3 separate regions of the Homo sapiens genome follow, and regions 1 and 3 are each linked to region 2. The links are chromatin loops, found by intact Hi-C in ENCODE. Cell type or tissue: dorsolateral prefrontal cortex. All regions are shown on one strand.

Region 1 (8,000 bases), 820 kb after region 2:
AATTTCTCTGCAACACCAGAACTATTGTTCTTTAAAAGATGCATCTATAATTTGTTCTTGGCCTCAGAGTGGAGGAAAGACCTGCTAGCACAGAAATATCCAAATCTAAAGGAATGAGAAAAACAGACATTTGACATATACTGAATGAAGAATAAAATATTGCCATAGGTGTTATAAGAAATCCATGGAACTTATGACATGAATTAGAAATACAAACAATCCATCTTACTCTTTCTTGGATTTCCCAAGTGACAGATACCCTTGATATGTCATTTATTATTTTAAAATACGCTCATTGATAAACCAGCCTTTTTCTCTTCCTTTCCATCACTAGCCTCATGCTGTTTCTTCTTTGCCAGTGAGTTCCAAATCATGAGCTCAATTGTTTATTTTCAGAACAGTGTGTTCTATCTCTCCTTAGGATAAGATACAGAGGGGAAGGACTTCGGCTGTCTATTTGCAATACGTGTGCAACCTCTGGAACATCCATCCCTAATCTCCTTGAAGCCCTTCATTCATTATTAATTGAAGATAACGAAATAAAAAATCTCCACCAGAAGCAAAATCTATAAATGCAATAATAGTAACCTATTTTATATGATAGATGACTTTATATTTTTCATATTTAACTGTAAATTGTGAAACAAAACTAAAAAGTGAAGATGAGAAAATAGTAGAAATAAAATAGAAATCTACACTTAAAAGTAAATGTACAAAAAGAGGCTATCAATGAATTCTTCTCTATATGTTCTTTGCATGTCTTTCACTCCTGGGAGATTTGGGCACTCCGGTAAAATTTCTCTTACGTTTATGTTTCACAAGACAATTAATTCTACTCTAATCTCAGTGTAATGATTTCACTCTTCTGTTAAATAAAAGGAAACTCTACTTTTTGATATTTTAAACTACTTATTCTTGGCTATTCTTTTCCTGTTCATTTTTTTCCTAATAAAAATCAGTTATAAAACTCTGGGACAGGGTATCGTAATGGCCAGGGTCATATTTTTCCCAATGATAAGTCTATGTAAATATTTTATCCAATTCCCAATTCTTCACCTAGAATATCGAAACATGAATTTCATTCATTCATTTAACGTATGTCAATTACCCAGTGTATGCCATGGAATGTGCCCAGGCCTTGGGGAACAAAAATGATAAAGAAAACAGTATATTAGGAGTTGATAACCTAGTGGAGAGCTTAGTCATAGAAACATATATTTATGATAAAATATAATAATTTTACTAGAGGTAAATAAGGGTAGACAGTCAGGGAAAAGTGAAGTTTAGATTCAATATAAAAAATAAGAGAGGTGTTAACAAAATGAGAGTTTCAAAACTGTCAGCATAATTTGAAAGCTTAGGTGTGCTGTAAATAAATGTTGAAATACAAAAAATACAAATCTACTCAATTTATCGCCAAATGAATTATTCTACCTGTTAAATGTGGAAAGTTTAATTTAGAGAAAAATAAAGTTTGATTTCATTTTTGTTGAAAACAAAAAAAGAAGGAACATGAATGTTACAGTAACAATGGTAGTAAAGCTTAGCATTTTGCATTTTGTAATATATTTCCTCATGCCTTTAGTTTACTCCTGAACCTGGTCAAGCAATTTATTCTGCTTGGGCTTATCTTGCTGCTTCTGTATCACCTTTCTATTTGTAAGTTGTGATAATGCTTCCCCGGTTTCCCTGGTATCTCCCAGTATAATACTATCTCTAAAATACTCTTTCTAGCCTTCCTTTTCTATTCATATTGGATTCACCAATTAGCCTGTCTGGCTGATATGCCTCGCTCCTTGCCACAGACAAATCCACCAGTGCTATTCCTGAGGGCTGCTGTGGAAACAGCTTCTCTGGTCACCATCACTGAGATCTTGCCCGGCCAAATTCATGGGTGGAAAAAGTGTGAATGCCCCACTTCAGGACCTCTCAAATGGAGAGCTCCCAGAGTAGAACTGTTTGTCAGAGGATTTACTTCTGCATCGGAGTTGGGTCCCTTTCTGATTTTGGAAGTCCTGGGGGTATTGATATAGACTTTGGCTATTGCTTCTGGGGCTTCAAATTTCAAGTTTTAATATATGTTCTCCTCTTTACCTGAACTTCTTATCTCTTCATTTGAATTTTTATGTCCCTTTGCCCTCTGACTTTTTAATCATTTCACTATCAGGATCCACAATATTTGTTTTTTATGATATATTACATAATCAAATCATTTCTGCTAGCTATGCCATGATGGGTATATTTGCCCGCCATTTTTCCAGGCTCTTCTTTAAAGTTTCATGCATCAAATATCATGACTTAAAGGAGTAAATCTTCACTATCTAGTTGAGCCTTTTAATTTTCTTCACAAGAAAGATAAGACACAGAGGAAAATGGTCCACACTCAAGAGGTACAAATCCAACACCTAGGAACAGAAACTACCCAGACGTACCGTTCTCAGTCCCAAAATACTGCTTGACAAAAGTGGCTTTGTAGTCTCTGTCACAATTCCTTCATGAATATTTAGGGATGAATGGAAAGAGACTCAATTTCCAATAAGATAGAAAGCTCTGAGTGACCTTCATTTGTATGAAATATGAACAGTCTTGACACAAAACATAAATAATATCTACACAATATAGGGTTTTTGTTGTTGTTCTTTTGTCTTTTGTTGGTTGGTTGTTTTGTGTGGTCTTGACTCAGTTTTGAGGTCCTGGCTAGAAACGAGTCGGTTCCTTTCTTGAGCAGCCGACCTCCCTTGTCTTCTCATGGCCAGGTTCCAGATGTCAGGGGACAGGCCCTATGCCCCAGCGCACTGAATTATTTAAATTAGCCAGCCTGAAACCTGCCTGTCCTGCCTTGCCCTTGCCTCTGGCAGAAACCATAATAACAGCTCTTGCCCGCAACCCCTTCCTGCCCCTGCCTTGGGGCCAACCCAGCACCTCTCCGGAGTGGCCTGGGGTGGCTGGCTGTGCTCTCCCAGGAAGCTGGGTGTGACACAACTGTAAAATTTGTTTCTCTTTCTGGATCCCTGTGGAGTCTCACCATGCCACACCCAAGGTAATGTGGTTAAAACAACTTAACATGTTGCATTTTTTCAGTAATATTTCGCTTGAGAATGGTAAAAGAAATATCAACATATATGGGAACAAATGCAGTTAAGGCCTAAGTTTACTTAACTCGCCATAGATAAAAGATGTCGATGTTTTAGAACTCTTACAAAAGTGTATTTGACACCCTGTGGACTCATAATGCCATCTAGTGGAACAATTAAATAAATGCAAGGAAGGTCTGTGTGTGTGTTTTATATTAGGAAAATTGTAAAAGGATTGTTAATTGTATTTTGTGAAGTCACAGTAAAGTAACTTATGCTATTGAAGCTATAAAATTTAGTTCTAAGAGTCATGCTATCCAACACTTTTCCACATACAGCTAACAAGGTCTACTAATGATTAGTAAAATGGCCCTCATCTGTCATTTATTCAGGATAAATTTAAGAAAATTGCTTAATTTGTCTGAGCCTCAGATAATTTATATATATAATATCAGTTAATATTCTTACAAGAGAACACTGCAAGGAGTGTACTAATATTCTCATTTTTAAATGAGAAGTCAGATTCTTTTGATAGAAACCAATGAGGTACTTTACAGAAGCTAATTCTCTCCGCTTATCAACCCTTTAAATAATATTTTATTTATTAGAATTTTGGCTAAATGGCACACCAAAATCCATGGTCTCCTGATTACTTTGAAATTTTCACAGAAACAGAAAATGATTTCTATTTCATTTAGTTGTATATATACAAAATGTGTTACATGTACACAAGGTGTGTTACATATACACAAAGTGTGTATATGTGAAACCAAATGAAATGTCTTTGTCTATAAACAAAGACATTGCCAAGTCAGATTTGAATTTCCTTCGGATATACTAGAAAATTTTTAAGACAGTAGGAGGGTACTCTAGAGAAAACATAAAATCTTGTTAAAATAAAAAACGATAAAAGGAAGAGTGGGAAACAATTATTTGTTCTGGCTTAAGCAAGGCATTTGACACTATTTAAGTCAGTCAGTGAAACCCACATGGTGGACTCTACTTCATCCCTCGAGTTGTGTATCTAACTGCTCTCTAGAAGGGCAAACATACTACCCCAGCTAGGTCACCATGTGTCATCCCTTAAACTCTACAGTGACATTTCAGCAAAGGATACCTTTCTTCATAGAATTTTTCTTCAATAACTTCTTAAATTTAGATTTGTTGAGATATAATTCACCACTGTACAATTCACTCTTTAAATGTACGTTTCTATCTGTTTTAGCAATTATATACAACTATGTAACCACAATTACAAATGAGAAATAAAATATTTCCATCATCCCAAAATTTTCCTTGTGCCTCTTGTAGTCAATCCCCTTCCCTCAACTTGCAGGATCTGGTAACCATTTCTACTTTTTTGTGTTTTTATCATTTGGCTTTTCTAAAATGTCACACAAACAGAATTAGACGATATGTAGCCTTTTGTGTCTGGCTTCTTTCACTTATGATAATTCTTAACAGATTTATTCATATTGCTACATGTATCTGTGGTATGCTATTTTTATTGTTGAATAGTATTCCACTGTATGAATATCTCACAATTTATTTGTCCAGTCAAAACTTGACGTTTATTTTCAGTTAGGGACTGTTATAAATGAAACTGCTATAAACTTTTCCATATATGCTTGTTGTGGACATACATTTTTATTTGACTTAGGTAGATATCTAGATGTAGGATTGCTAAATCATATGATATGGTTTGGCTCTGTGTACACACCCAAATCTCATTTCAAATTGTAATCCTCAGGTGTCAAGGGAGGGAGGTGATTGGATCATGGGAGCAGTTTCCCCCATGCTATTATTGTGATAGTGAGTGAGTTCTCGTGAGATCTGATGGTTTTGTTAGGCAGTTTCCCCTGCTCTTGCTTGCTTCTCTCTCCTGCTGCCTTGTGAAGAAGGTGCTTCTTCCCCTTCACCTTCAACCATGATTGTAAGTTTCCTGAGGTCTCCTCAGCTATGTGGAACTGTGAGTCAATTAAACCTCTTTTCTGTACTTATAAACTCAGTCTCCAGGAAGTTCTTTATAGCAGTTTGAAAATTGACTAACATATCATGTTTGATATTTTCAAATGGAAGGGTTGGGTGCGGTGGATCACATCTATAATCCCAACGCTTTGGGAGGCTGAAATTGGAGGATCACTTGAGCTCAGGAGTTTGAGACCAGCCTGGGCAACACAGTGAGAACTTGTCTCCAGTAAAATTAAAAAAAAATTAGCTGGGAATGATGGCATGCACCTGTAGTTACAGCTTCTTTCAGGGGCTGAGGTGGGAGGACCACTTGAGCCTAGGAAGTAGAGGCTGCAGTGAGCCCTGATAGTGGCATTGCACTCCAGCTTGGGCTACAGAGTAAGACTCCATCCCAAAACAAACAAACAAACAAACAAACAAACAGAAACAAACAAACAAAATAGAAAAATCCTGTGCAACTGTTTGCCAAAGTGATTGCTCTACTTTCATTACTACTAGCAATCTCTGAGAGTTCCTGTTGCTTCACATCTTCAGCAGCACTTGATATTGTCAGTTTTTATTTTTAGTTATTCTAGTAAGTGTGTAGCAGTTCTTCATTATGGTTTGATTTGCATTTTTCTAATGACTAATGATAGTGACAGTCTTTTCATATGCATATTTGCTACCTATGTCTGTTCTTTTGGCATGGAGGACACCTCTGTTGTCAAGTACATCAAATTGATTGTATGGTTTTTCGGTCTTTATTCTTGTCGATATTCTATCCATTCTCTCCATTTCTGGTATAAATTACTGAGAGAAAATTGAAGTCTTAACCTCTGGTTGTATGTAGATTTAATTCCTTTTTAAATTTTATTACTTTTATTGAAGGAGAATACACATAGGAAAGTGATATTTTCTTGATGAATTGACTCCTTTATCATTTTCTCACCCTTTCCTTTTTTTTAACTTTCAACTTAAAATTGTCACATCTGTTTATTCCAGCATCATATTCTCTTACTTTCAATTGACTCCTTGAGAACATTGACATTTCATGTAATTATCCATATGGTTGGCTTTAAAATGACCATCTTAAGTAGTATTTTCTATTTGCTTCATGTGTTCTATCTCCTATACATTTTTGCTTCTATTTTCTTAATTGAGGGTTGTGGGCTGTTTTTAAAATTCCACCAATGGCTATTAGTTATATGTCTTTTTTAATTTTTAGTGGTTACTGTAGGATTTACAGCATAAACCTTTTTTGAGTGCCTCTCTTTCAACTCGTTGCTTTTCTTCAGTACTGTGTTGGCTATTATGTGTCTTTTATCTTTTCATATAAACATTATCATCAGGTTTTGATATCCACAAAATAGTTTGCTGGAATTTTTATTGGAATTGCATTGAATCTGTAGATCAAATTAGGGAGAACTAACATCTTAATGTTGACTATTTCTATGCATTAAAGTAGAGTATCTCCTCATTTAATTAGATATTCTTTCTTTCATCACAATTTTTTATTTTTCCTCACATAGATCTTGTATACTTTTGTTACATTTGTACCTAAGTATTACTTTATTGTGCTAATGTAAAGAAGATCGTGTTTTTCATTTCTAATCCCAAGACTTTTTACTGGTATACAGAACCTAAACATTAGCAAAGTCAAACCATTGAGGCCTTGATAACATTGACATTTCGTGTAATTACCTTTTATATAGTAAATTATCTCTTATATAGTAAGATTTTATATAGGCTTTCATATAGTAAGATTGTATGCTGCAAACCTGCTATAATCACTTAGCATCTCCAGGAGTTTGTCTTTTGTTTGCTGTTGTTGCTTTTATCAATTCGTTAGGATTTTCTATATGCACGTTTAGTTTGCAAACAAAGGAAGAAAGGAAGTTGTAAATCAGTATGCCTTTTATTTCCTTTTCTTGTCTTATTGTTCTACCTTGGATTTGCAGTATGATAGTGAACAACAGTAGTGAGAAAAGATCGTTGCCTAGTTCCCCATCTTAGGGAAAAAGCATTCAGTTTTATGATTAAGTATGATGTTAGCTGTATTTTGTTTTGGTTTGTTTTTTTTTAGATATTTTATTTTTTTAAAGCAGTTTTATGTTCACAGCAAAATTGAGTGGAAAATAGTGAGTTCCTATATACTCCCTGTGCTCACACATGCACAGTCTTCCCCACTATCCATATCCTATGCAAGATTGATACATTTGTTACAATTGATAGAACTACATTAACAAGTCAATATCACCCAGTCCATAGTTTACATAGGTTTCACTCTTGGTGTTATATATTCTATGAGTTTTGACAAAACTATAATGACATTTATCTACCATTATAGTATCATACAGTATAGGTTCACTGTCCTAAACATTCCCTGTGCTTGGCCTATTCATCTCTCTCTCCTTCCCCACTGATACCTGGCAACCACTGATCCTTTTATTATATACATAGTTTTGTCTTTTCCAGAATGTCATAGTTGGAATCATGCAGTATGTACTTTTCTCAGATTGTGTTTTTTACTTTAGTTTCCTGCATGTCTTTTTGTGACTTGATAACTTACTTTTTTAGTGCTGAATATTATTCCACTGTCTGGATGTAATACAGTATATTTATCCATTTACCTAGTAAAGGACATTTTGGTTACTTTCAAATGTTGGCAATTATAAATAAAGCTGCTGTAAACATCTGTTTTCAGGTTTTGTTTCAACTCATTTGGGTAAATACCAAAAAGCGTAATTGCGGGGTCATATGGTAAAAATATATTTTCTTTCTGTAAGAAAAAAAAATGCCAAACTGTCTTCTAAATGACTGTATCATTTTGTATCCCCGCCAGCAGTGAATGAGAGGCCTTGTCGTTCCACATCCTTGCCAGGACTTGGTGTTATCAGTGTTTTGGATTTTGGCCCTCCAGTAGGTGATAGTGCAATGGCATGGATAAACCTGGAGGACATTATCTTAAGCAAAATA
Region 2 (8,000 bases):
TGAAACATAATCCATGCTTCCACTCTATCCTGGAGTCTCCATTAAAACTATATTTTGAAAAAGTGACAACTTAAAATGTGTGCTTTAGAATGGTATTAAGATGTTGGCTTGAGGCTGGGTGTGGTGGCTCATGCCTGTAATATCAGCACCTTGGGAGCCTGAGGAAGGCAGATGATTTGAGCCCAGGAGTTCAAGACCAGCCTGGGCAACATGACAAAATCCCATCTCTATAAAAAATATAAAAATTAGCTGGGCATGGTGGTGTGCACCTGTAGTTCTGGCTATTCAGGAGCTGAGGTGGGAGGATTGCTTGAGCCTGGGGGTTGAGGCTACAGTGAGCTGTGATTGCACCACTGCAGTCCAGCCTGGGTGACAGAGCAAGACCCTGTCTCAAAAAAAAAAAAAAAAAAAAGATATTGGTTTCGGAGGCAAGACTAAAACCCCAGTAATCCTTGTATAGTGTTCTGCTATTGTGAAGCTGCCATGTTTGGGGTAACATGACTCCCGGCAATATGTCCGAATCCATCTACCTTTGAGCTATGTAATAACCTGAGCTATGTAATTAGCTGGTTCTACTGTCCCTTCTGCCTCCATCAGAGACACCTGTCTAGTGTCAAATGTAAAAAGCCAAGTAGTTCAAGGGTGTTCAAGAATTTATAGTCTATAGTGTGAGTAATATGAGCCCTTCATGAAGTAATGAAGATGGAACCCACAGAATCACCAAAGCAATACAAAGTCCATCCATGTGGCATTTCACAAACTGTTCTGTGATGCAGAATACGAATTCTGCACTGTTGGACCAAGCAACTTAGGAACTTAGTTACTTGCACCCTTTGTGAAATGCTTATCTAGTATCCTGCTTTTTCCATCATGAATGCTCATGGGGACTTTGTGTATTCCATTTGCATGTAAATATTTGAGATCTCCTGTGTTTACATAGATACAAGGGAAGGTTAGCTTGGTCTGGCTGATTCAAAATGCAACTATTCATCTGACAGTCTGGCTAGTCTGGCTAGACTCTTCCTCCTTTTAGTTTAGTTTTTCTTTTTTAAGCCCCGTTTCCCTAGCTAAGTGTTTCACCTGGAATTGCACTTCCTGCTCTCATTTCTCCCGCTGCTTCCTTCAGGCATCTGCTTCTCAAACTTACGTCTTCATTCCTGGGCTCTGTTCCACGTTCATAGCTCTATATTTCCACTTTCCTTAAGGACATTCAACCTGATTGTCCTGCTGTCACTTCATATTCAAATCTGAATTTGTCTCCCTCCTTCACTGCCACTCGTTCCATTATGCGTCCTCTATTTTTATTAGTAGTACAATCCTTCTCCCTGTCATCCAGAGTGAAAACGTCATTGTCATCTTTGACTCCACCCTCTGCCATGGTTCCCTTAGCCAGGAAATCAAGAGGCAGAAGTCCATGTTTCCTCATTTGTCCCATTCCACTCATCCTGCTATTTCCTTAAGTCCTTAGCAGTTCAAGTCTGGACCACTCTAAATGCCTCCTAACCGACTCCCCTGCTCCTAGTCTCTGCCCTTGCCAACCCCTCCTCTACATGGCTACCAAATTAGCCTTTCTTTATGTCTCCCTCTTGCTCAAAAACGTTTCTATGGCTTCCACTGGAGATACAGCACATTTGAAAGAGCAGGTTTTAATTTTAGGAGTCTTTGAACGTAAAGTGACAGTGAAAACTTATTTCCAGGCAGCAGTTTTTTTTTTCTTCCATTCAGGTTTTTACTCAAATGAGCTCCAGGATGGTAGAGACGTTGTTTTGTCTGTATACAGCTTTGTGTTCCATTCATAGAATAGTGCCTGGAATAAATATTTTTTGAATGAATAAGTAAATGAATGACTTCCCCTTCTGGAATGTTTTCTTTTCTGCCTATGTAAACCTGTTATATTCTTTAGCCCCCTGTTGAAATCTCATCCTTCTGTGGAGGCTTCATTCATCTCAGTTTGTGTGAAGGCATCATCTTGCACTGTTCAAGTGGCAGCAAATGCTACTACGGTTTAATTTTTCTTGTGTGTAGGATGTGTCCTCCCAAGTGGATTTGAAGCTTCACAAGGGCAGAGACAGGATTCCAAGCCTCCTGTGCCCTTCATGTCCAGGGGTCTCACCAAGCAAGTGCTTGGTACCTACTGGAGTGATTGGTGAAGATCGTCACATGGGCAGGTGTGTCCATCTACAGCTTTGGGTATCAGTGAATGCATTCTCAATGGATCAATATGGCCCCCTGGGGGCAAAAATAGGTTTCCAGGGCTGTGATGAAAAAAGTCTCAGCATTACTAGTTTGTGGCCCACTAAAGGTCAGTTCTACCCAACAAAACTTATTCCTTAGTATTGCATTTTATGTGGGGTGGGTGGGCGTGGCAATCAGGAAAGAAAGTCTAAAAAGATTCCACAGGGAGGAGAAAATGGAAAAATATGTTTGAGAAATCCTGGTTTAGTACTATGGGAAGCTGGAACACTGAAGGCAAATAGTTATGCGAGAATTGCATGATGAATGTAAGAAAGGAATCTATGGATAATTGAATTTAATGAGGAAACTCAAACTGGGCTTTCTCCCGCACCTCTGCAACGGGTGCGTCCCTCTGGGCCCGAGGTCTGTGCTCTCTTGGGTTAGGTACTCACTCTGGGGAAAGCGGGGTGGGTTATCATTGACATCTGAGAGGGTGATGTTGACTGTTGTGGTCCCAGCTAATCCTCCAAGCTGCCCTCCCATGTCCTTGGCTTGGATAATCACTTCGTAGTATTCTTTGGCTTCTCTGTCCATGTTCATGAGCGCTGTCCTAATTACACCTGGAGGATAGAAATGACTTTGTTTATAAAAATAAAACCACAGGTCCAGTTTTTAAAGATTGGTTTCTAGGTGTCTCCCTGGTGCACCATTAATGCCTAGAAGTGAGGTGCAAGTCACCTGTGCTTTTAAATTTGAGGTAAAAAAATCTCAGCTTCAAAAATGGGCTGTACTGAAACCAGTGGTGAATGAAAACTTTTATTCCAGCAGGAAGAGCTCAGAGGGCTGGTTTCTTCTGGCAACATTACTGAAAGTGAACAGGAGGTGGCAGCAATGTTTCTCTTACAGATCTGGGAAATTGTGGTCCAAGGCGATTTCAGACAGTGCTGTCTCACCAAGGAAAACTGGGGGCTTTGGGTCCAGAAAACAAAGCCTCATAAGTCTACAAATCTGTGAATTTAGATAATTCTCCCTCAGTTTCTTCAGCCCCTAGAGCCCTTGTAGTGTGAATGGCTCTTCTTTAGGTAACTCATTCCTGCTTTTTCTTGCTTCCCTACTACCTGTAAGCAGGGTTGGAATTCTAATTGGATTTTCCTGTTGTTACATATTCATTCTGTTTTGTGACATTCTTCTGTTTACCTCTGTGCTTTTAATTTTGTGAGCTAGGACATGAAAGATGCTCTGTGAGCTGTTTATTTTTACCATGCATAAGATATGAATTTCCCCAGAGAGCAAGCAGCAGATACGGTTTCATTTAAGAAGAGAGGCCTACACCAAATCCGTTGAAATGTGTTGTGATCCTGCCAAGCCTGTACAGTAATGTTTTGTCTCCCTTTTAACCCTGCAACTTAAAAAAGTTGACTTCTCTACACTGTAGGCAAAGATTAAAGGCTTACTTACTACAGCTTTACAACATGACTCTTGGCTAGATAGACCTTTTGCATGAAAATGGAAGGGACTGGGAACAATAATCCGTCCCCAGTTTACCCCTATAATGTATATATTGCATTGTAGTATAACATTCTCCAGTGATATATGCAGCATTTTCTTTTTTAAAAGGCCCCCCATGGGCACAGCTATAACTCTCTGTTCATGTATTTTTGACCTTAACACTACAGATGCCCCCCGGGAGCTGTCAAAATAATCTAAGACTCTTCTTAGGATATAAAGGACACATTACCCTCTTCCTCCCTGCATTTTTCCTCCCTGTGGGCACCCTTCCTCTCTTCATTCTCCCCCTTGCCCTTAGTAGAATTGTTAAAGTTACTGTTTTATAGAAGTCTCTAACTGCAATCTTTTTTCTTTCCTCCTCCTAATTTACACTCCCTTACTACTTTTATGATACAATTTTCTGAATGTCTGGTTTCCCTCAGGACTTCTGGGAAAAAAATTCGATCAGGTTGCTAATAATAGAAATGTATTTTTTCTTTTTCAAATAAAGAGGTGACTTTGAGTGTTCACCATTAACTTTATTCTGTGGCTGTAAGTTTCTTTACTCAAGTTCCTTGTTAATTACTCCTAGGTCCCATGTTTACCCTCATATAAAATGGAAGTAATAATACTTCCTATATCTTTTGCTAGTTTACAAGATTATTGGGAAGCTCAAATATGGCAATGTTTATGAAAGTATTAATAAGAGGGGAAGCCTGGCACAAGTATAAGATAATAATGATATCACAATAACTTTGCCAAGCTCAAACATATTAAATGAAATCTTTCATACATCCAAAGGTAAATTCTGTAGTCAAAGCTCTCGGGTAAGACAGAAATAAATAAGCAAACAAAACACCAAACTCCTGTTTGTCTTTTCTGCCGCATTGCTCCTCGCCCATTCAGTTCTCTCTGATGTCCTCCCTGTGAGAGCTTCCCAATCAGGACCTGCCTTTTGGGGGCCACATCCCACCTGGTCTTTCCTCCCTCATCAAAACCTGTCTGCCCCAGCAACCATTCATTTTGGACTTCTCTGCTGAGTGCACAGTGGTTGGTTCAATAGAAAGAACATCAGACCACATGTCAAGAGACCTCTCTACACTAGATGAACTTTAGTAGCTCTCAATTTCCCAATTGCTTTATCTGATAAGCAAATGGTGATGGACTGGATGATTCCCCCAAGGCTCTTTCCAGTTTCACAATCAATGCTTCTAGTTCTCTAATGACCCAGGTGAATGTGTCAATCCTGTTGGGTCTTCATGGGGTTATAAAAGACCTTAGTCCCTGGGAATAAATATAACCATAGGATTTTTTGAAGGCTATTGGGGAGTTATTTTGTGTGTGTTTGCGCAGAGGGGCTTTTTGCCTCTCCAATCAGACACTGCTCACTGTCTATGCATAGTGCTGCTCTTACCTGTCAGGGCAGTGCTAGTTTGCTCTCTTAATCCTAAAGCTAAGAGCAGTCTTCTCTGGTTAATACACTCCCTGGAGAGTCCTTAAAAAGGAGAGTTGGGTCTGTCATAGCAGCAGTTATAAATTATCAGGGAATAAACACCTCTGACTCGACCCTTGTATCAGATACCTGTTTTAGAGTCCACAGAAAAATATGGCTGGCCCTGAAGAATGCTGTACACCACCCTGGCACTGTTGCCGTAGGTCGGGTCATCTGCATCTGTGGCTGTCACTTGGATGACGGAGGTACCTGGGGAAGAGAAGAGGTAGAAACCTGTTCAAGTCTAATAGCTAAAGGCTGGATGCAATCCTGAGCGGTCCATCTTAAAGCATTTGCAAATGTGTTTGCTTCATTGGGAGAGTCCCCTTTCTAGGTCAAGCTTCCATAACTCTTATCTTGTACCTGTTTAGTAGGGATAAGAGTTATTTGTGCTTTAAATTCTGAATGACTGATAAGGACACAGCCTTTGGGCTCTTCATTGCTTTTTTTTTTTTTTTTTTTTTTTTTTTTTTTTTTTTTTTTTTTTTTTAAGATGGAGTCTCACTCTGTCGCCAGGCTGGAGTGCAGTGGCGTGATCTCAGCTCACTGAAATCTCCACCTCCCGGGTTCAAGTGATTCCCCTGCCTCAGCCTCCTGAGTAGCTGGGACTATAGGTGCGCACCACCACACCAGGCTAATTTTTTTGGTGTTTTAGTAGAGACAGGGTATTTAGTAGAGACGGGGTTTCACCATGTTGGCCAGGATCTCCTGACCTTGTGATCCACCTGCCTCAGCCTCCCAAAGTTCTAGGATTACAGGCGTGAGCCACCGCGCCTAACCCTATTGCTCTTTTGATAATAACAAAATATTTCTCCCTTATGAAACAAATCTGTCTAGCTAATATTTTGTTTTTAAAGAATCAGAACTAAAAAACATTAATAGGCTTATTATTATTACTTGCTCTGGTTGATTCCAATGTCTATATAGCTTCCTGCCAGCCAAAGGGCTTGGTCGTCATTTTTGGTTGCTTTATAATTGGTGAGCTTCTCCTCTCATGCTCTCCTGTTCTGAATATATGTGTATCTACATGTGTGTGTGCATGTGCATATGTGTGTGTGTGTGTATATATATAGGAGGTGCTATTTGTGAAAATCAGCGAGTCACCACCTTACCCACAGGGGACATTTCTGGCACAGTGGCCACATAAGGTCCGTCCAGGAACTTGGGCTCATTGTCATTGATGTCTTGAATTTTGATGATGAACTCTGACTCGGGCTCCATTGGCCTGCCCGTCCGCCTGTCTAGGGCTTGAGCCCTTAGAGTATACTGGGCTCTTTCCTCTCGGTCGAGCCTCTGAATGGCGTGGATGTCTCCAGTGGTGTCGTCGATGGTAAACACGATGCCAGCACCTTCTCCCGAGAGGATGTATTTGATGGATCCGTCTCCCCTGTCCATATCTGAATGAAGCTGGGAGAGGAAAGCACCTAATTCTCATCATGAATGTCAACAGGTGTCAGAAAACACATTGATTTTCAGTTTGTTACAAACTTATAACCTCCCTTTACATAAGGAGATTTTTCAAATGTTTAATAAGTTTGTCGACAAAGAACTAGTATGCATTGGACACGATTGTATCAAGGAGTGGGTGTAGGTTGATTAAGTAAAATTTTCCATGTCCCATTCTGTATCCTGAACTTACCATTATTTAAACAAAATTCTTCTCCCTGATAAGTATGGAAAACAGGAACTCTGGAAAGTGAAGATCCCCAATGTTAGAATAAGAACAAATTTAATAAGGAGGATTCCTGCCTTTCCACTTAAGAAAAATAAAAATAAAATGGATAAGCCTAAACGTGTTAAAATGAAGAAATTGCCGTAAGTTTTGGAGTATCAAACAGTTTTATGACAATTCAAGTTGGCTGATAAGCTGATGGAAGTAGTTTATAAAAAGGTTAAGGGCACTGCAGTGAGAAAAGTGAATGACCTCCGTGGATTCTTCCTCCCATTCTGTGATCCTAGTTCTGTAGTTTCATTCGGTAGGACTGGGCTTGTGTTTCAGGTGTCAAATGGAATTTAACTGCTGGTTATGATTCTTTACATCGGTGTGTGTCTCCTTTAGATGGGACTGGTTCTTGGGTTCATAACTGAGTCACTTAAATCTATATGTGGATGGTTGAGTTAGGGACATGCTTTTATCTGACCATGCAGCTATATTTGCTCTCAGAATCCTTTTTTTTTTTTTTTTTTTTTTTTGAGACAGAGTTTCGCCCTGTCACCCAGGCTGGAGTGCAGTGGCATGATTTTAGCTCACTGCAACCTCCACCTCCCAGGTTGAAGCGATTCTCCTGCCTCAGGCTCCCAAGTAGCTGGGACTACAGGCATGCACCACAATGCCTGGCTAGTTTTTATATTTTTAGTAGAGTGGGGGTTTGGCCACGTTGGTCAGGCTGGTCTTGAACTCCTGACCTCAGGTGATCTACCTGCCTCGGCCTCCCAAAGTGCTGGGATTATAGGTGTGAGTCACCACGCCCAGCCAGAATACTTTTAATAACTCTCAAAAGGAGTCCAGGAGTACTATATTTTTAAAATCTCAGGCCTATAAACATATTTCTGCATCTGTAATATCTAATTAATTGCAGATAGTATGTATGGGTGGCAAGAACCCTGTAATTTTGAGCAACCCTATAGGTAATGGTCTCTTTCTAAAGGTGGTAACAAAACAGTTAGTTAAATTTAGTCAGCCACTCCATTGTTGCCTGGGTTGTTAGCACTTTGCATAGTCCAGGGTGAAGTTCATGAGATTATTTGATAAAACAGCCAGGATTAGGCTTGGGGCAGGGAGGCCAATATATCTGGCCTGAACACTGTCTAGGCCAGCTATAAATTCAGGGCCCTTGATGAGTTA
Region 3 (8,000 bases), 690 kb after region 2:
GTTATATTTTCAGCACCTAGAGAGTGTCTGCTAGTTGGCTGTATGTCCAGAAGAATCAACATATGTAGTTTAGGTATTTCTAAACCACGAAAGTTGCTTAATACACATATCCCAAGAATGTGCTAGAGGCAGAGTTAACAGTGTTTCTAGATTAGCTGCTCTCTTCATTGTACATTGTAAATGACAAACAACTAGAGCATCAGGGTCCCTTTGCTGCACCCACAGTCTTGCTTTTCCAGTCGGTATTACCATTCTTTCAGGAGGTTTGCTCCTAGAACTGGTGATGTAAAGAAGGGAAGTAGCTGTATAAGAACTTCAAGGGCTAATCCCTGGAAAGGAAGCAAAGGGATAATACCTTTTTAAGGGAAACAGTTTTATCAGTATCATTTGACCAGCCATAGATATGAGTTTACAGAGGCTTCCTGGCCTTTCTCCCAATTATGTTGTCTCTAAAACATGGAGACTCCATTTATCCCTCACCTAATGTAGCTACTATGGGCCATATTACCAGTGTGCATCGTGCTCTATAATTCCTAGTAATTTTTATTCTGAATGTGAAGGGAAGTGTCTTTCAACTTAAGAATCCCCAGGAGGACTTTATTATACCTCAGAATTTGGAAGTGCCCTGAAATTTTACTTTTAAAAATTATTTGTACTTTTTGAGGTGCTATAACATTCTTATATGTATCATTCTGTAATTAACTCTCTAGCTTAACTATAAATGGTAACTAAATTTTAAAGAGCCAATTGTAGGTATCCCAATATAACATTAAGAAAAACTAAAGGAATACACTTTTTTGCTACTTTGTTGGGGTGAAGTACTTAAAAGGGTAAGGTAGAAAGAAGAGACAAAGTCCTGAACCTTTCAAAATGGGAAATTAATTTTAAACTTAAAAACATGTCTTCATTACCTATTGCCGATACTGTCTTTGCATAAATAAATAAAAATAAGAAATATTTTAAAAAACATGTTTTTAATAATGCAATTACTTACTGGCTCCTCATAAAGAGCTTAGCATCTAGCCTAGAATAAGAATTAGTTACATGGGTGGATCCTAACATTCCTTTGAAATTTTTATGCTTTATATTTGAACTTTTCCAATCTCTTCAAGAAGATGAGCTCTTTGTTGTCTCATAATGGACTTAACTTTAGCCTGTTTATGTGAGCAAATTGTGTCTTTTGTAGGCTTTTAGTTTAATAGAATGAACTATGACAGTCTGATGTTATGCACATTGGCAATTTTGACCCCAGTATGGTTGAATGTATAGAATGTGAACATACACTAAATAGCTTTAAAACCCTCTCTTGTCTTGAACTGGTGAATTTTTACGTTAGCAAAAACTAATTCTAGAAAATGTGCCTACTGATTTTTTTTGGAATTAGGGCATCTTCTCTAAGTAATTTATGTTTTTAAAAAAATTATTTTCAAGTTTGTTTGTGATGAACCAAATCCCACTGCTGACTGGTGGAATTTTTAGGTGGATAATAAAAACAATATTTTATAAAGAAAACAGCTCTTATTTATTTAAGGAAGATGCTCTAATGAGGGTCAAAATCATATTTTGCAGTGTTAATTATTTCTCTATGAGAGGCCTATTATGTTAGCTCCATGCATGTATAGCTATGAATATATAGCTATGTATATATTTGTATATGCCTTATAGATTATGGTACGTTAGAGAGTCTTACCATGTTCCTCTACAGGATGTCTATTTAAGGTTTTCTATTAAAAATACTTTTAATCAAATCAATTAGTTCTTTTTCTGCTTAATCATACACTTATCCCTGTTTGAAATAATACATGCAGTGGAAATCCACTGATACTCATCCACCAAAAATATTTTAGTCATTTTCTCTTTGGAGCCAGATAAAGTTGAAATTCATTGTAGGTGGCTTAGAGTGTATTATTAGGTATTTTTGTGCTGTCTGACTTTCTGAAACTCCAAACACTTTTAACGATTAAAACAATTTTACTTAATAAGAGGCTTTGTGGTGAAATGATTGACTAGTTGCTATCTGCAAACAGCAATTTATAACCAAAAGGAGCTCTAAGATCCTGAAAATAATTGGTAGCTCGTTATTTGAATTAAATTGCTGAGTTTAGCTTTCCATTTAAATTTAAGCACAACCACATTTACCAACTATTAGTGTAGGCTTGGTAAATGAGTGTGCTCCCTCATATCACTCTTCCAAAACAACAAAATGACAGTGGAACTATAAATGGATGAAGTTCCAAAGGCTTAATAATTCAATTAACTAAATCAGTATTCAATAATAAAAAGGTTTGCTCCTACTTTCAAAAGGATATCTTTGCATTAAAGTTTCCTTACAAGTGGCTGAAGGACTAGCTAGACAGAAAGTTGCTATTTGGAACTTGGTCCTGAATGAGCACACAGTGTAACTCCATTTATGGCCACTTAGCTCGTTAACAGTCTCATGGCTAGAGTACCCAGAACCATTCTATATCTCACCGAGCCTTGGATGACCAGAATCCATAAGTTAAATGTGGGCAGGGACACATAACACAAATGGGTCAGTGCTACTATTCAGAGCTTGGGGTTATGCTGCGGATGGTTTGTCATCTTACATGAAGGACGAGATCTGAGTTTGTAATATTATAGGCCCCCTGATTCCAACACAAGCAGAGATGCTCAATTATTCCAGGCACTGCGCTAGACACTTTGCCTAAAGCAATTATCATCATCACAATAATCCTCTGATGAGGACTTTATTATTCTCCATTTAGATATGAGGACACTGATCTTCATAGTTAATGAATGAGCCAAACTATTGAGATTTTTTTTTTAAATTTAGGATTACTTAAATCCAGTGTTTGGTATCTTCCTACTAACCCAGTCTTTCTTAAAGCATTTAGGGTTTCAAATGAAATAGATCTATCCCCGTTATGTTTCAAAGACAACATGTTAGTGGGTAAATTGATGGTTCTGTGATTGCTTCAGTAGTTCCTAACTAAGGGCTGGGATTGCCACATGAATGAGCAGGTTAGCTTGATAGGCTCAGTGGGAAGGTCTCTCTGCACAGGTGTGCAGCCTTTGAGAAGTGCAGAGACAAGCTCCTTGCTGTTATTACGCAATGTGTTATTTCAGGACAAATTTATGCTTCTCCTAGGGAGCCTTCTAGAGTAATAATCTCTGACAAATGGTGATCCTGCTATACCTAGTCTCCCTGAATAGCTCCACCTGAATTTATTTTGCATGTAAATTACAGTGCTCATGTTAAAGAATCCCATAGATGTAGCTTTATTTCTACTTGTTAAGACCAAAAAGAAAAATGTAATGATTTGTTAAGATCATCTTTCAATCATTCTGCACTTTCTCCCAAGTGTTAATTTTCTTGCAAGTAGAAATAAGGAACTTGGGCTTCCCTTCCATTAAAAAAAAAAAAAATACCATTGTGAAAGTTTATGTGACCAGGTCCTGCAAACAACCAGAGACAAATATAAGCAGGTGTGCATATCATATCAAAATACTGCATTTTCCTTTTCTTGCATTTTTAAACATTAGTCGCAACTTTGTTTTGTTTTAATTTAGTGGAAAATAAATGTAATCGCTGTAATTTCATGTATAATTATTAGTAAAATGCCACTTTTACCTTTTCCATGGTCCTCATTTATTGTCCCCATTCTCTCTGTAAGCAGAATCTCCCCCAGGTGCTTCAAATTTTCAATGCTCAATTCCAGATTGATATTCTTTCCTCTACCATTAACTAAAGCTTTATCTGTGAAATGATTATTTTGTCCCATTTTTTCTTGATTAAAACAAACCAAAAGATGAAATTAAGAGAGAAGTAAGTAGAATAAAGCTCTCTTTATTACCTTTACCTTCTTCTAAATTGTTCATTGAGTAGCTTGTGAGGAGAGGTCATTAAAAGCATCATTAGTTGAAAAACACAGGCTTGTCTTTCCACATCCCCTACAGTTATATATCACACACTTCTTCTATAATTAGAATAATGCCAGCACTTTATAAATGGTCACTGACTGGTCTTGATTTATTAAAAGTCTAGACAAGTAAATGCACAAGATAGCCCTTTACACAGGGAGTATCTAAGTTTCCCTTGCTATATATTCAGACATCTAAAAGTTGTCCAGAATGTGCTACCATATCATCCTTTATTCTTAGGAAAATTCATTGTTTGTCCTGGTGAAAGTCAGTTTTACTTTTCTAGTCTTGTTTTGTTGGTTATATAAAGAATGGAGTAATTTTCAGCATCTATTCAAAAGCTTAATTATTTATAAAATTAAATAGTTTTTAAAATGAAAGTAAAATAATGTTATTTTATATTTAGTACTTTTGGAAGGTCCAGAAGGATATGTTCTGCTTAGTTAACCACATTGTGTTTTTTCTTTTGGAAATGCAAAGAAAGTATCTAATAATTTAAATATATATATATATATATATATATATATATATATATATATATATATATAATTTCTCTCATTTCTTCTTTTTAGCAGGGATCTACTTGTCTCTACCCAGAAATACAGATATAAAGTCAATGGAAGAGATAGATAGATAGATAGATAGATAGATAGATAGAAAGACAGACAGACAAAAAGATAGATGGATAGCTATTATTAACCTTTTATGACATTGAAAGAATGCATGCTGCCCTCTGGAGTCCACAAAAGGAAAATGCAAACCAAGTTTTTCTATCATCTTTAATATTTAAAATGTTTAATGCTACAAGTTGGAAAATAAACTGTATCTTTTACCTTTGCAATAAATAACATATAAGTAGCGCGACTAACAGGGAAGGGTTATGTTGAATCCTTAATTTGACCTTATGACGCATGTTTTCATGAAGTAATGAGGATTTTTCCCCTTACAATTTACTCACTATGTCTTTCCCAGTTACCAAAGGGCACAGAAATAAGTGTTAATGAAGAGAAAAATAGAGGATGAGATTAACAAAAAACAAATTAATCTTTGTGCCTACTTAATATCTTTTTGAAATATATATTACTTTGCACTTCAGATCATACTTTAAACTTTCTTATATAACATGTATGCCAAGTTTATGAAGTGAAAAATGTGGTTAAGAAAGATGATAATTAAAGAAAAGCTGTGAACATGGAATTGGGAATATATTCTTTCTATAGTAAGGCAACTTTTCTCTTATGAAAGTTAAAATAACACAGTGAAAGAGAAAGCCTTTGCTGCTACCTACTGAAGTGTGTGTGTGTGTATGTAGTGAGATAGATAGATGATAGATATATAGATAAATAGATAAATATGATCTCAGGCTTAGAACATAAGAGGTTGATTAATCATAAAAATGCAAGAGTTTCTATTTCGAGTATTCACAAGACTTAAGAAGTAGTCATTAGGAACCCAGATATTTGGAAAATTTCTTCCTGGAAAGGCTCTTCCTTCTTAAAATTAACATTTTTAATAACACTTCAAGGTTCATTTAAAATTTAAGTCCAAGAAAAGCTGTTCTCTACTTCAATACATTTTAGGAACTTACTATACTTTTTGCTGTGTCAACATCTCTAAACAATTCTACAATGTTTTTCAGAGTGTCACCTATTCAGAAAGGTTTTATTTTAACATATACACAATTAGATTGACTTTTACATCACGCTTCTAATGTAAGATTATTTACCTTCTTTTATGCATAATATGGTGAGAATCATTCAGGTTATTTGACTTATTTCTTAGCAAGAACATGATGCAGCCTGGATTAAAAATACAAATGGATGACTTCAAATTGCTTCTCTTTTTACTTAGCAAACTTTAAGTCAAATATATATAATCTGTATGGACACAAAATATAAAATAAGTTCAAGAATAAATTCTCTACAAAGTCATGCTGATAAACAATGTATAAATAATAACTGTGTATTCTTAAAAAATGAAGGAAGGGAACAAAAAGGAAAAAAGGACAGTGAAGGAAGGAAGGAAGGAAGGAAAGAAATGAAGAAGGGAGGGAAGAAAGGAAAATCAGCATTTCACTCAGTGACATGTATTGCCTTTTATATTTTTCATTTGGCATAGGAAAGAGCATAAATATATTATTCCAACTATGAGGATGGCAGAGGTATTTCTGACATAGCAAACTCAGGTATAGAGAAAAGAATATTATGGGAGAGTAAAAGAACCTAGGATGATAAGGAGCCACCAGGGCATAGCTGTGGTTTGTTGGAAGAAATAGTTGACTATACAAAGACATTTAATGAGAAAAGAAAATAGAACACTCTTTTAAAGGGTACATTTTTAAAACCATTTTCCATCTGTGTTCCTAGAAATGTGAGTTCAATCAATGAATAATTCTTCCAAGGCAGATAAAGGAAAAATGCAGAATGTATTCACTTGGCCAAGATATGCAGGACAGTCAACTGGTAACAGCTTCAGTTGCCCTGGCATCAAGGTTTAATTGAACCAAAAAGCAATTCTGAAATTTCAAAAGAAAATTATTTCTTTTATGAAATCTGTAAAATTGGACAGGAGCTTTTGAAGACATAAAACTAAATTGAGGGTAAAATGGACTTATGAATTCAAACCATAAAGGTTATCAATTTTATCCCCATTTAGTTTAGTTAAGTATAAAGTAATCATTTTCTTTCCATCCCACTTCATTTTCTTTGCTTTTATATCCCTATGTCACAAATTCAGTATGCAGACACTGTGGCAGAATGTAAAACATGAACAATTGCAATATCTTGGTTCTATTGGAAGCCATGATATTCTGGGACCATGTCTTTAGGAAAACTTTGTCAGTTGACTTTCATTGCTTTAAAAAATCTGATATATCACACTATATTGTAATACAGACTGATTTTTCTGTCTGTCTTCCACATGAGCATGTCATGTTGAGAGAGTTGTTGACATTTGTTTCTATGCCACTAGTACTTCCCTCAGTATCTTGGTATATATTATGGCACTCAACAAATGTTTAAAATATGATTTGTTGGGGAAAAGTATATGATGGGGAAAATTATATACTTTAAAACTATATACTTTTATATATGGTGGGGAAAAGTATATGACGGAGAAAAGTATATATGATGGGGAAAAGTATATGATAGAGAAAAGTGTACATGATGGGGAAAAGTATATGATGGGGAAAAGTATATACATGGGGAAAAGTATATGATGGGGAAAAGTATATACATGGAGAAAAGTATATACTTAATACCCAAATGGTGCTTTGTAACATAACAATGGCAATATCTTACTGGTATTGTGGAAACATATAAATTTATTTTTGCTTTCAGTCTATGGCTCAATGAAGATCTTCTGCTAGTATGAAAAGATGTGGTTGATCTTGACTAGATGTGAGCATGCACTTGTAGTCAGTTTGTGGGTTGCCTGAGAGCTGGTTGACGTAGGATATCCTCAACTGAGAACTTACATCTTTTCAGCATGTTCTCTAATCTTCCCATTGGTTAGTCCAGGCTTATTCTCTGGAATGTGCAGGCATCCACTAAAGTTTCTAGTCTTGAAACTGGCAAAAGCCTCCTCTGCTTCATTCTGTTGACCAATGCAAGTCACAGGACCAGCACAAATTCAAAAGTGGAAAAATAGACTATACCTCTTGATAAGAGAAGCAGCAGTCCCTTACAAGGCTCATGGAGACAGTGAAGCCATTAACTGGTACAATCAATGTAGTACACACTACCTAAAGGGCATTATGCTAATTTACATATGTATCCAAGTCATCCAAAACTATGACATGAATTCTCTCACAGATATATAAATAAATATAATTCAAGGGCGTATGTCAGATTTGTTCAAACTACTTTTGTTTAAAATAAGTTTCTGATGAAAAAAGGGAATTTAGAAACAAAACAATCATTTAAACACTGAGAACCACAGCTCAAACAATAAAGAAATTATACAATAAAGATGCTAATGAAACAAAGAGAAGGAAGGAAGGAGGGGGAGGAACAGATAATGACTAAACAGAGCAAAACAGCTAAACTGCTGCAATCAAAGCAAGTAGCAAGAAAACAAAAGGCACTGATTAAATTCAA

Evidence for each region. Hi-C counts contacts between places; a loop is a spot of excess contacts. Peaks named below come from ENCODE experiments on the same cell type or tissue, not always from the same donor. Only the 100,000 strongest peaks of a DNase experiment are listed, where the experiment ranks them.
Region 1: it touches region 2 in a loop (4-fold over the local background); 65 of 110 quality-filtered maps call a loop at or near these places.
Region 3: it touches region 2 in a loop (4-fold over the local background); 34 of 110 quality-filtered maps call a loop at or near these places.

The regions. Positions count from the first base shown.
Region 1 is chr18:60,680,264-60,688,263 of GRCh38, reverse strand. No RefSeq gene overlaps it. Among named protein-coding and RNA genes, the nearest start is that of MC4R, 310 kb to the right of the region's middle. RefSeq lists enhancers at 2,359-2,858, 2,859-3,360. In dorsolateral prefrontal cortex, CTCF peaks have their summits at 3,016 and 3,215 (motif pointing left); no DNase peak of the experiment used is centred here; H3K4me3 peaks cover 362 bases.
Region 2 is chr18:61,497,748-61,505,747 of GRCh38, reverse strand. CDH20 (cadherin 20) reads right to left here. Exons shown (of 12, transcript NM_031891.4): 3 at 6,268-6,562; 4 at 5,246-5,365; 5 at 2,628-2,795. Among named protein-coding and RNA genes, the nearest start is that of CDH20, 170 kb to the right of the region's middle. In dorsolateral prefrontal cortex, CTCF peaks have their summits at 2,860 and 3,062 (motif pointing right); a DNase peak (open chromatin) is centred at 3,087; H3K27ac peaks cover 1,354 bases.
Region 3 is chr18:60,805,224-60,813,223 of GRCh38, reverse strand. No RefSeq gene overlaps it. Among named protein-coding and RNA genes, the nearest start is that of MC4R, 440 kb to the right of the region's middle. In dorsolateral prefrontal cortex, CTCF peaks have their summits at 4,446 and 4,649 (motif pointing left); no DNase peak of the experiment used is centred here.